Linked DNA regions of Mus musculus: all the other regions are linked to region 2. The links are chromatin loops, found by intact Hi-C in ENCODE. Cell type or tissue: gastrocnemius. All regions are shown on one strand. Each heading gives the region's core, and the rest is flanking DNA. Links, peaks and the distances in the headings are about the cores only.

What was found. A loop is a pair of places that touch in the nucleus more often than their neighbours do. Peaks named below come from ENCODE experiments on the same cell type or tissue, not always from the same donor. Only the 100,000 strongest peaks of a DNase experiment are listed, where the experiment ranks them.
Region 1: it touches region 2 in a loop (5-fold over the local background); 20 of 42 quality-filtered maps call a loop at or near these places.
Region 3: it touches region 2 in a loop (2.1-fold over the local background); 2 of 42 quality-filtered maps call a loop at or near these places.

Annotation. Positions count from the first base shown.
Region 1 is chr12:72,460,259-72,464,290 of GRCm38, forward strand. It overlaps Lrrc9 (leucine rich repeat containing 9), which reads left to right. Exons shown (of 32, transcript NM_001142728.1): 10 at 533-664; 11 at 3,067-3,243; 12 at 3,578-3,692. Among named protein-coding and RNA genes, the nearest start is that of Lrrc9, 20 kb to the left of the region's middle. In gastrocnemius, for the core only: a CTCF peak has its summit at 1,795 (motif pointing right); DNase peaks (open chromatin) are centred at 1,119 and 1,805; H3K4me3 peaks cover 276 bases.
Region 2 is chr12:72,692,381-72,696,412 of GRCm38, forward strand. No RefSeq gene overlaps it. Among named protein-coding and RNA genes, the nearest start is that of Dhrs7, 30 kb to the left of the region's middle. In gastrocnemius, for the core only: CTCF peaks have their summits at 1,753 (motif pointing left) and 2,731 (motif pointing right); DNase peaks (open chromatin) are centred at 1,790, 2,259 and 2,756; H3K4me3 peaks cover 1,103 bases; H3K27ac peaks cover 1,387 bases.
Region 3 is chr12:72,534,350-72,538,381 of GRCm38, forward strand. Pcnx4 (pecanex homolog 4) reads left to right here and starts at 2,008. Exons shown (of 11, transcript NM_026327.3): 1 at 2,008-2,190. In gastrocnemius, for the core only: a CTCF peak has its summit at 1,977; DNase peaks (open chromatin) are centred at 1,459 and 1,953; H3K4me3 peaks cover 1,664 bases; H3K27ac peaks cover 1,281 bases.

The sequences.
Region 1 (4,032 bases), core at 853-3,352, 230 kb before region 2:
TGCAAACTAAAAGCAATTGAGTGCTCCTTAGTTCAGAAATGCAGCACGCAGACCAGACCAGCAAGCACACTACAGTCCTTGCTTGTTGGGGACACTGGGTAAATGGGTTACTAGGGTCTTTGTAATGATCTTAACAGGATTGTAATGTCCATGCCAGATGACCCTCCCACTCGCTAGCTCTTTAGATGGAAGTACTAGTAGTACTGGTGTGGTGCTGAGAATACGTGGGTGTAAGAAGACAAAACGACCTGTCTAGGATTTGGCATCCGTGCTCTTAGATCCGGAAAAGTCTCAGCTTTTCATACTCTGCATGAGGGTAACAAAATCAGAGCTTTTCACTGCTAGAAACAGAATATCTTGTTCTGGATCTAACTGCTAACACTCACGTTACTCCGCCACTGAAAGCAAGAGGTAACTGATTCTCAAATCCATGCTACGTGCATGTTCTACGGCACATGAACGAACAGCTGTGTGCCAATGCTGTGAGTCTCACATCCGATGAACCCCTGCATGTGTGTTTTGTCTCTGGTAGGATTGAAGCGATTTATCGGACTGAAGTAAAACAGAAGAAGAAGACTCACGGCTTACTGACCCCGTTTCTGCTAACTGAGCTGGAGACTGTGGGCAATATCCATTTTGAAGAAGGCACTCAGGCTGATGACTGGTAAACCTGAGCTTTGAGTAGGGCTCCAAAAGTAGTTGTATATTTGATCCTGAGCCAGGTGATCAACTTGCAAAGTGTCTCATTTTCAAAATAGTTTTTAGCAAAATATCCATCTGTTGAAAATTTGCTGTCATACATCTTCTACCTGTACCTTTGTCTCATTGCCTTATCGACATGAGACAAGCCCTGGACACCTCAACGGGGTCACTCAACACCCATTCTTTTTCTTAGCCAGTCAGCAGAAAAAGTATATGGGGAGTTTGTAAATATTTTAAGAAAAAAGTTTATGTCCCACTGCTGTCCTCGCGATGTTTATACAGTTGCTGGGCAGATAGTCCTGGATTCTGAACACTGGCTGAAAGCCAGAACAGAGCAGAAACCAACTGCACAACTGGCCACAGCAGGTTGCCACCGTGGAGGCCTCCTGGCCATCCTGCTGGCCTGTAGTCAAAGGGGAAGCCGTGTGGGAGCTAAGCCGTCAGTGGGAACAAGGCCATTGGGTGGTGGGAGAAGGGGCACAAAGCCAGACTTCAGGCTGCCGGGTTCCCTGTATCACAGCCAGTGGGAAACGATCTGGACAAGATGAGAATGAAACTCGGTTCATTCCAACTTTGTTAGCCAGACCTGTTCTAACTCCTGAGTCTGACACCAGGTGGTTTACTGTCAGCATCTTTAAACAGAACCGTTTGTTACTGTTTCCTTGTGTAATACAAGCTCAGATCCACAAGGAGGCACAATTACATCAACCTACTCCAATGTGCATGTCATTTCTTGCAAGAAAGTGGGTTCTGAAGAGAGACTGCATGTATTAGACTAAGGGCCTACGGAAGGAGCTGCCAAGATCTGGGTCATACATATGACATAGAGGTCATTTGGGCTATCTGTCACCTCCTGCACTGATAAAGCCTTTGGTGGTAAGTCAGGTGCTCTAAGCTAGGAGTTCAGATAGTGGGCTCAGAAATCACCCGTCACAGAAGCCCTCACACCTATGTTACATAAATGGTCACAGGGTAAATGAATCTCATAAAGAATCATTTGCTTCCTTGTTAAATGGTCTCTCTTTCGGTCTTAATCTCCATTCTGTGCAATTTTAAGACAAGACTGTAATTTTATTAGAACAGCCAGATGAGGGCAGCAGAGAGCAGACCAGTCATCGAAAGGACCCGTGATCTAGAGTTTCTCAAAGCTGCCACATCCTCCTCTGGTTCTCAGATCACTTTTCTCCCTGGAAGATCTCTGAGGCTTCAAGAAGGTGCCCTCTGCACTCCTTACCCAAGGCTTCTCTGCTAAGTCTTTATTCTTTAGCATTTGTCATATTTATGGCTTTACATATTATTGAATATCTACCCCCTTTGGAATATAAGCCTTAGGAGAGAGAGGGTGGACACCACCCTTCTCACTATGTGCCCTAACTTAGGTAGTTCTTGGGATAGAGTCAGAGACAATGATATTCCCAAAGAGGACAGGGCCAGTGCTGATGATGAGCCAGGGTATGATTCAGCATGCATTTGAGATGTGGTACAGGCGTGCTAGCGGGTGAAGAGGAGTGGAGACAGCCACTCCTGCCATTTTTAACTACTGGTTGGGGCCAGGTGCTGAGTACTTAGCTTTGAAAGTCCCTTTGCATATTTACTCGAGTGTTTTAGAAACCAGTGGATATTCAAACTGGGTACTACAGCTACATTTGGGTAGAAATGATTATTTGTGTATGAATACATACATGCATATATATATATATACTATATATATATACATACATGCATGCGTACATACATATATCATGCATGGATACAAACATACATACATACATATGTACATGATAGATAAAATCACCTAGGGACAGTGGAAATAAGAGAGCTATAATTCTGGTTCCTGGTGAAAAGCAAGCTTTCCAAGTCTATTGGAGACTGGGGAATAGTTCAGTGACAAAGGACTTCTCTGATTGCAGAAGGTTCTTGGTTCAATCCTTAACACCATAAAAAAAAGTAAAATAAATGAAAATTTAAAAAGAAATTATTTCAAGGAACCGGAGGGGGGGCTGGACAGAAAGAAAAGAAAAGTTGAAGTCATAGCCTGAAGGAAAGTGGCCAGGAATATGTGGTCACACTGAAGCTAATCAAATATTCTTAAGAAGGAAGGACTATTCAGTCAACATCGTTTTTAGGTAGAAGAGGTAGATAATAGATAATAAAAAGAACATTTTACTGTGTTTCAAATTTTAGCATCTTCTGTTGATCAAATATGCCCAGTGGAACAAAAACACAGCTACTGTGATCTGATGAAGTATGTTTAGCCAAAAATATCACAAACTAGGATCTTCAAGGTCTATTTCATACCCTTCAGCGTGTTGAAGGCAATCCACTGTTCTGCTTTTTGTGTGTGTGTCCTGTCTCCCCACGTAGGTTTAACTCCTGCTGTGAACTAATCCTGTCGCGTTTCTGCACCTGGGACTTCAGAGCGTACGGCATCACGGGGGTGAAGGTGAAGCGGGTCATTAAAGTCAACAACCGTATTCTGAGGCTGAAGTTTGAAGAGAAATTCCAAAAGTGTTTGGATCTTGAAGACACACAAGATCCGGAGTAAGAGTCAGTTCTGTTACAAGTAACGGCAAAGGCTGCCTTTGTTTCGTTCTGAGTGGGGAGAGAGAGTATGAACATTCCTGTTTTCAAAGTTCGCCATATGAAAGATGCACCCTGCTAGTAAATGTTTCCTGGTCCTGCGTCTCCCATGGCCGAGATGACTTCATGATTTGTCTAGGGTGAGCCTCTTTCTGAGCGTGGGGTGGGGGCCCTGGAGGTCCTAATGACACTGGAAACAGGAGACTCTCACCAGGGTGCACAGTTAACGTATTGATGGTTAAGCTTTTGTGGCATTACCTCTCACCCTCTTTCTGCCGCTCTTCTTCCTGAGGAGTTACCGGAAGATGCTGGAGTGCCTTTTCTACGTCTTTGATCCCGAAGTGACTGTAAAGAAGAAGCATCTGCTACAGATACTTGAAAGGGGATTCAAAGACAGCGACACAAGCAAGGTAGCTCGCGCTCTCACCCAGAATCCAGCGTGCCTCCCCGTCCCTGCACCACTGTTTACCACAAACTTCTGTTCCTGGTTCCCAGGAAGCATGGTGGCATGGTGGCCGACAGACAGAGTCTTAGGCGTGAAAAGGACAGCACAGGCAGTCCTCCACGGCTCTGTCTGCCTGCCTTGACTTGATTCTTCTTCTTGGAGTCTTTTATTGGTGACTTTGAAATTTCCTTCTTTAATTGGCTCCAAACTCAACATGAACCTCCAGCACTCCTATAAAGAACGAGTTGAAAGCACCCCATTCCCGCGCTTTGGCCGTGCTTTCTAGCTGCCGTCCAGCTTCCTAT
Region 2 (4,032 bases), core at 678-3,177:
TATGAATTGCTTATTTGTGATGCTTTCCTTTAAAATTTTCTATCCTCCTTCCTTCCTTCCTTCCTTTTTTTCTTTCTTTCTTTCTTTTTTATTTATTTTTTTTTTTTGAGGCAGGGTTTGTTGTGTATCTCTGCTGTATTGGAGCTCACTCTGAAGACCAGGCTGACCACGAACTCACAGAGATCTACCTGCCTCTGCCTCCCAAGTGCTGGGATTAAAGATGTGTGCCACCACTGTCCAACATCTGTTTAATATTTTCAATCTTAGTTGACTGTGGGTGATTGAAAGCATAGAAAATGAGCCTCGGGCTGGTGAGATGGCTCAGTGGGTAAGAGCACCCGACTGCTCTTCCAAAGGTTCGGAGTTCAAATCCCAGCAACCACATGGTGGCTCACAACCATCTGTAACAAGATCTGACTCCCTCTTCTGGATTGTCTGAAGACAGCTACAGTGTACTTACATATAATAAATAAATGAATCTTTAAAAAAAAAAAAAGAAAAAAAAAAGAAAATGAGCCTCTTTCCAAAGTAAGCCTCTACCTTCCTGGTCCCACTGACTAAGGAGGACTCTGCTAATTAATTTATTAAAGGTCCTTTGCACATGATGAATGGCTTCTCTCTCAGTTCTTCAAGGTTCTTTTTTACTTTTGTCTTTCGGTGTTGAGATATGTCCTGGGCTGACCTCAAAAATACATCTGTAATCCAGGCTGGCTTTGAATTTATGGTCTTCTTACCTCCACTTCCCAAATTGTAAATTACAACTGTGTACCACAGTGTCCAGTGTATGGCTGAAGATCCAACCCAGAGTCTCATACATGCAACGCATACAATGTCAATGCTATGTAAATAGGTGTGATGCTGCATTGTTTAGGGACTAACGCCATGATGGGTAGTGGGAACCAAAAGGCATGCCCAATATGAACACGATTTTTAAAAGGAATATTTTCCATCCACAGCTGATGGACTCCACAGTTGTGAAATCCACACGTGCAAAGCGCCGGCTACCTTGACTGCCTGGGTCCTTACAGAAACAGTTCTGTGTGACAGCAAAAGCCATGATGCTCCTGGCGTGGGGAAGAAGCTAGAGCCAGGAGCCCAAGCGATGTTAACACACTAGAAAGCAAACGGCGCAAGGCATCCGAAGCAGTGGTATATATCAAGAATACCTTACGCTGCTACTAGGGGTAGTAACTTCTTAGTTGATAAAGGGAAGGGAAGGCCAGGGTCGGTGTATTTCCTTGCATGACTCACACTCTGGCCCCAGGTGTTTTCTAGAAAGCGCTGCCAAGGATTTGGAGTAGCTAACTCGGCAATGAGAATGATCAGTGAGGATGGGGTACGGTCCCCTTAAACTTCTCCAGGAGGTCTGTCTACAAAATTATTTTATTTAGCATTCTCTTTCGTAGACTAGTGTTCCCTCAAAGGGAAGCTAACTCTCATCTGTGCCAAATACATCATTTTCTAATGAGAAAGGTGAGGTTCCGAGAGCACGGAAGGATTTTCTGATGGCCACAGTGCCACATGCGGAAGAAGCAAACATGAAAAAGGCAGGTTGTGAAACAAGTATTTAATTTATGTCCCAGGAAAATTGTGACAACCTGTTTGCATCAACCATGTGTTGCTGTGACTCATTGCCCTTGAAATCTTCTCATCTATTTGATTGCTCAACTTTACATTAAAAAAAAATTTTTTTTTCACTACTAAAATTGCCCTTACTGTTGAGGGTTTTAAGGAACAAGTCAGCACTGCCCTCTACTGGTTGGCTTATATTTACTGTTAAATAAGTGGGTCCAAGGTGACGAATAGAATTTTTGAAAATGTTTCTTAATTTCAACGGCGCATACATAGAAACTGGCCAATCCGAGCTGTCTGGGTGTTCTCCTCTGCTGTTCGACTGCTCAAAATAAATTGTTGTTGTTGTTGTTGTTGTTGTTGTTGTTGTTGTTGTTTTTCTTTAAGAGACTCTTTGGCTTCCTGGTTTCCAGGACTACAACTTTGAAAGGTGAATTCAAATGTGTTAATGAAGGAGAGAGACAGAAAGGCAGATGAGACCTAGAAAAGAGAAAGAGAGCGATGGGAGAAATGTCCGGTTAAGTGGGGCTGTTTTTCCACTTTGGCAACCCTAAAAATAAGCGCAGTAAACCTCTCCTTGTGACATCAGCAGCTGTTGTGTTGACCGTGTGTCCGCTCATTCAGCGCACAGGATAACCGTTTAGCTTCTGGAGACAGAATTTCAGCTGTTGGCACTACTGCCCTGCCCGCCTCTCCCACAGTGCCAACGTTATGTTTCCATGAAGGCAGATTAAACTACAGTTTGGATGGGAGTCAGCTGGCCACATGTTACACCCGGCGTGGTAACAGTGTCACAGATGACTAAAGTCCGAGTAAAAGATTGACATTTCAATGCAAGAAAAATAAACAGTAGTAAAAGAAACTACTGTGTACCTCTCCAAAAAAAAAAAAAAAATTAAATTCTGGACTATAAATTACTGTGCCATAAACACCTAGATGCCGTTTTAAAATCTTTCATTATTCTTTAGCTGTTTTATATATGTATACAATGTATCTTGATCGTACCCTCCTCCAATTCCACTCCCATTCCTCCCAAACACCCCACCATATGCCCCTGGAATACTGGCTGAACTTGCTGGTTTGCTCTTGTGCAGACAACTAAATCTGCATCGAGGTGACAGGACAGCTGCTGATGGATGCATGTCCAGCAGGCGGCACCTCACAGCACCCGTCCCCTCCCCTGGCTCTTACATGCTTTTTGCCCCCATTTCTTCAATGCTCGAGGAGCCTCGTGGGGGTTGACAGAAATGTCCCACTCGGAGCTGATCACTCAGTAGTCACTTATCCTAAGCAGGCTGATGAGCTCTGAGTGTCTCACGCTGTCTGCTGCCCTCTGCAGAAAGATGCCTTGCTGCCTAAGGCCGAGAGCAGCACTAACCTAAGAATAGAAACATAAATATTTAGAAGACAGTTTGATGATGTGTCCATTTAGGAAAAAAGGAAAAATGGCAGTAGTAGTTTTGCCCCAGGACCTATGGTCTCCTGAACTATTGACTTTTGAGCAAATTTAGAGTAACAAGTGTGAATTCCTTCCTGTGAAGCAAGCCTCACATCCAACCAGAGAGTAGTTGGTTACGCCTATAACCTCCATGATCTGATAGTATCAGTAGACATACTAGATAGTTTTCTTTCTTTTCTTTTTTTTTAAGATTTATTTATTTATTTAATGTATGTGAGTACACTGTAGCTGTACAGATGTTTGTGAGCCTTCATGTGGTTGTTGGGAATTGAATTTTTAAGACCTCTGCCCGGCTCACTCTGGTCAACTCTGCTCGCTCTGGCCCAAAGATTGATTGATTGATTGATTGATTGATTGATTGATTGATTATATGTAAGTACACTGTAGCTGGCTTCAGATGCACCAGAGGAGGGAGTCAGATCTCATTACCAATGGTTGTGAGCCACCATGTGGTTGCTGGGATTTGAACTCAGGACCTTTAGGAAGAGCAGTCAGTGCTCTTACCTGCTGAGCCATCTCGCCAGCCCACTAGATAGTTTTCTAAGACAAAGTTAATAGAGTTAGCCTTCTTTTCTGAGTTCAATGTTCTCAAACCAGACTCTGCACCCCTTGATCTTGGGAAGAACATGGGCTTTAGTGTCTTTAGTATAGCCTTCTTACCTAGGTAGAGGTAAGAGGTAGAAACAAAAGTGTCAGATTCATATGATGTGGGGAAATTTAAATGAACTAGAATGTCTACTTTCCTTTTTTTTTGTTTTTGTTTTTGTTTTTGTTTTTTTCGAGACAGGGTTTCTCTGTGTAGCCCTGGCTGTCCTGGAACTCACTTTGTTGACCAGGCTGGCCTTGAACTCAGAAATCCGCCTGCCTCTGCCTCCTGAGTGCTGGGATTAAAGGCGTGTGCACCACGCCTGGGGAACATCTACTTTCCTTAACTGGCATACAGCAGAACATTGTTTTCTTCCCTGTCATTCAGGCTCCTGTGATGTTGTGGATGCTAGACA
Region 3 (4,032 bases), core at 853-3,352, 160 kb before region 2:
AACGAATCCGTAGAACTGTCAAAACACATTTCTCACTTAAGTTTGAGATAGTTAGAAAGGGGAAATAAGGGGCCATGGCAAGGAAGAAAAACCTTTCACTCCAGAGTCTGGTTGAAGTTCTATTCGCTAAGAGTCAAGAATTCTGCTGGTCCACCTCCCTGATCCCCCAAGGAAGTGTTTTGAAATTAAGATATGCATAATGTTTTTAGATATAATGCTACTATATACCTAGTGGCACACAATATCTTTTAAAGACTTATTTATTTTAATTATATGAGCACAATGTAGCTGTCTTCAGACACACCAGAAGAGAGCATCAGATCCCATTACAGTTGTTGTGAGCCACCATGTGGTTGCTGCAGGACCTTTGGAAGAGTAGTCATTGCTCATAACCACTGGGCCATCTCTCCAAACCAACACACAATATTTTAAGGTTAGAAACTTTTATATGTGTTGAGAAGCTCAAAAAGTTGTAATTCTATTTTGAAAGTTGAAGGTAAGATAGATAGTCCAGTAAAGCCGGGCATGGTGGCACATGCCTTTAATCCCAGCACTCAGAAGGCAGAGGCAAGCTGATTTCTGAGTTCAAGGCCAGCCTGGTCTACAAAGTGAATTCCAGGACAGCCAAGGCTATACAGAGAAACCCTGTCTCAGAAGAAAAAAAAAAAAAGTAATCCAGCAAGTGAAGAGAGTCAGCATAGTTATAATATTCTGTGAAGGTTACCTATAAAAAGGCAGTATTCCTTTCATGTAGAATCATTTCAAATAAGAATGGAAAAATACCTGCGAGCCATGCTTAAGGCCTAAGTATTTATGACCTCACACCTTTCTTAAGTATTTGTAAACCTGAAAGTATTTGGGACTCTCCAAACAAGACTATAAACATATTTTTCAAAACACTGTTTTTACTTTATCAGTTGTAATCCGATCCAAATTCAGGAACCTTCTGATATCACTCAACTTCCTTAGCAGAGCTTCCTACATAACCTCAGACATCACCAACACTGTATACGTAACATGCAAAGTGGAAGTCCCCACACTTTGATGTGTCTTACGCTGTCATTGAGCACATCTATCAGTCCCTCTATTTTATATTAAAATCACTTGTAGCCCGGCGTGGTGGCACACGCCTTTAATCCCAGCACGCGGGAGGCAGAGGCAGGCGGATTTCTGAGTTCGAGGTCAACCTGGTCTACAGAGTGAGTTCCAGGATAGCCAGGGCTACACAGAGAAACCCTGTCTCGAAAAACCAAAAAAAAAAAAAAAAAAAAAAAAATCACTTGTAGACTCCAACTCTGCTTCATACAGGCTCGCCCTGGAATTTTTTTCCTGTGGCAAATTCAAGAATCCCAACTTCACTTGAATGGAGATCTCTTGAAAAAAAAAAAATCCAGTTGCTAGGGTGACTATCTACAACCTGTGTCCCTGGGCCCTGGCTCGCTGCCACAGACAGGTTCATTATTTTACATGGATATAGTTTATAATGTGCCCAAAGTACTATAATACTAAGAGCAAAAATATAAATATAACAGGCACATGTTACCATTTAAAAACATTCCCATCCCTGAGGCTGTTTGAATGGCCTTAGTTCTGTAGTCATTAATGGAGGTATCCGAACCCTGGGGGATTGGACTTTTATTGCACTTCTGAGTCACGGGTCTGCCAATCTTGGAAAGCCTAGGCTCCCCAAGAGACAGTCAAGTCATCCAGCTCTCCAGCCTCGAGGTTGCCAAACGATGGACTCGTCACCAAGGCAACCACGTTCCTTCGTCTGGGCGTGGCCCGGGTGAGAGTTCAGAGGTGGTGCTTAGGCCGCTCAAGAACCAGAGCACCAGTGCGGAAGAAGTCTGGGCGTCTCCCACAACACTAGCCCGCCCGGCCCTGCGCGGAGGAAACCCCGCCTACCCTGCGCTGCTGTGCCGCACACATGAATCCGCCTCCGGCAGAACCAGGCGGCAGGGGGCGGGACGAGACGCACAGCCCCGCCTCCGAGCGCGCGTGCGCACTGACCCCTGGGAGGCACGAGCGCAGTTGATCTTAGCCATGGGAACGGGAGCGGTCCTGGAGGCCTCCGGTCAGCTGCTGGCGGGGCCCGCATCCATCCTCGGGCAGGAGTTCCCAACCGACTTCAGCTGGGGAGATGTGGTCCCAGGACGCCCTCGCGTCGCCTCTCCCCTGCGGTGACTCCAGGTATGTCCGTCCCCAACACACCTGAGACTTCGTTGCTGCCTTAGTTTCCACCCCTGGGTACTACTGGGTTCCTTCACCTTTTAATACCTCAAGAAACATCTTTCGCTCTCCATGAAACAGCTTTTAAATGCAATTATTGCTCTTTTTAATGTACTGAGCAAATTGAGTTGATCGAGGTAGTGATCCAGTTTGGCTTTAATGTGACTGAGAATACTTTTGCAGCCCGTGGAGTTACGTTTTATTTCTGAGAGGCCTCTGTGAAATGGAGAATGGCCCTTTGGCCCTGCTGAGGGATGGCCATGTTACTCTAATCAAGTTCATGGCCTATGCCCCTTAGGTAAGATCACTCTTTCTTGGTTTATCTCTGTCTCAAGCCCTCCTGACCAAAATTTGTTCATTCTTGGCCTCCTGGATATGTATAGCGCGTTTCTCAGGTTTCTCTGTCTCTATATAATCCTTTGCGTGTCAAAGACCAGAATTTTTAAAAATGAATCCCATTCGTTATTTATTAGACCTCTGAATTGTATGCTCTCTTATTCTCATGTTCCCCTTATTCATTTTTTCCACTATGGTTCTATTTTTTTTTCATTAAATCCCTGAGTTTAGAGAGAGAGCATTCATATTATTTTATATCTGCTTCCATTCACACCCAATCACCCATAATTTCTCACAGCATCCAGTACAGATATTGCCATTTTAGTGATTTAACTGCCTGGATCCCAGGCTAGCTACAGGTTATGCCTTTCCTACCTTTAGGAAATGCCTATTGGTTATTAACTGCTGTGGAAAATCCCGGGCAGGGGACCTTTGCATCCTCCTCTGTGAGAGCTTTCCTGAGGTACATACAATTCATTTTCTGGAAGTATACAGCTTACTGGTTTTGAGCATCTCAACAGGTTTGCACAATCATCTCTACAAGTTGGTTTCGGAGCAATTTGATTACCTCCAAAAGAAATCTTTTCTATTTAGCTGCTTTTTCTCTCTCCTCCCCAATATTCCTGCTATTAGTTGTAGGCAATCACTAATCTTTAGTCTCAACAAAATTATTTCAGATACTCGATATAAACACAACCTTAAAACATGTGATCTGTGTGCGTGCATCTAGCGAATTTTATGTTGCAGCTTGTATTATTCATTATTGTTTATTAGTATATTAGGCAGATATGCCCTGTATTATTTAGCCATTAGCCATTGGCAAAAAGAGTTTGCCAGTACTAATAATGCCGTGGACATTTTGTATAAATTTTTATGTAGGCATGTTTTCATGGATATAATACCTGGTAATGGAATAGGTATGTCAGAGGCTAATTCCCTTGTTTGGCTCTTTGAGAAACTGACAGATTTTTTTTTTTCCCAAAGCATAGCACCACTCACTGTACATCCCCACTAGATGTATTTGAAGGTTTTACATTAACCTCATCAACACTTGTTCTAGGCTTTCATTTTTATTTTAGCCAATCAGAGAAATTCACACTATCTCATGGTAGGTTTGGCTTGCATTTCCTCATGGCAAGCTTCATTTCCAGCATGGTCTATCACCCAGAAACTGTCAATTCTTATCCTTAGTTTATCTTTTTAAAACCAGGTTGTATTTTCATCATTGAATTGGGAGAATTAATTAATTAGCTAGTTAATTAATTAATATAGCTGAGATGCAGATCTCTAATTGCAGCCTTTTGCCATTCTGCAAATAGCTTCACTTCCCTGATGGCCTGGGCTCTTAACCGCTCTCGTTCAAGAGTGTTAGGTGCCAGTGTCCTCAGGCCAGCTTGGGTATCAGGTTTTACCTTTTATAACTTTTTATATTCCTTTCAAGTCCTCTATTCAAGAATCCTCAGAATT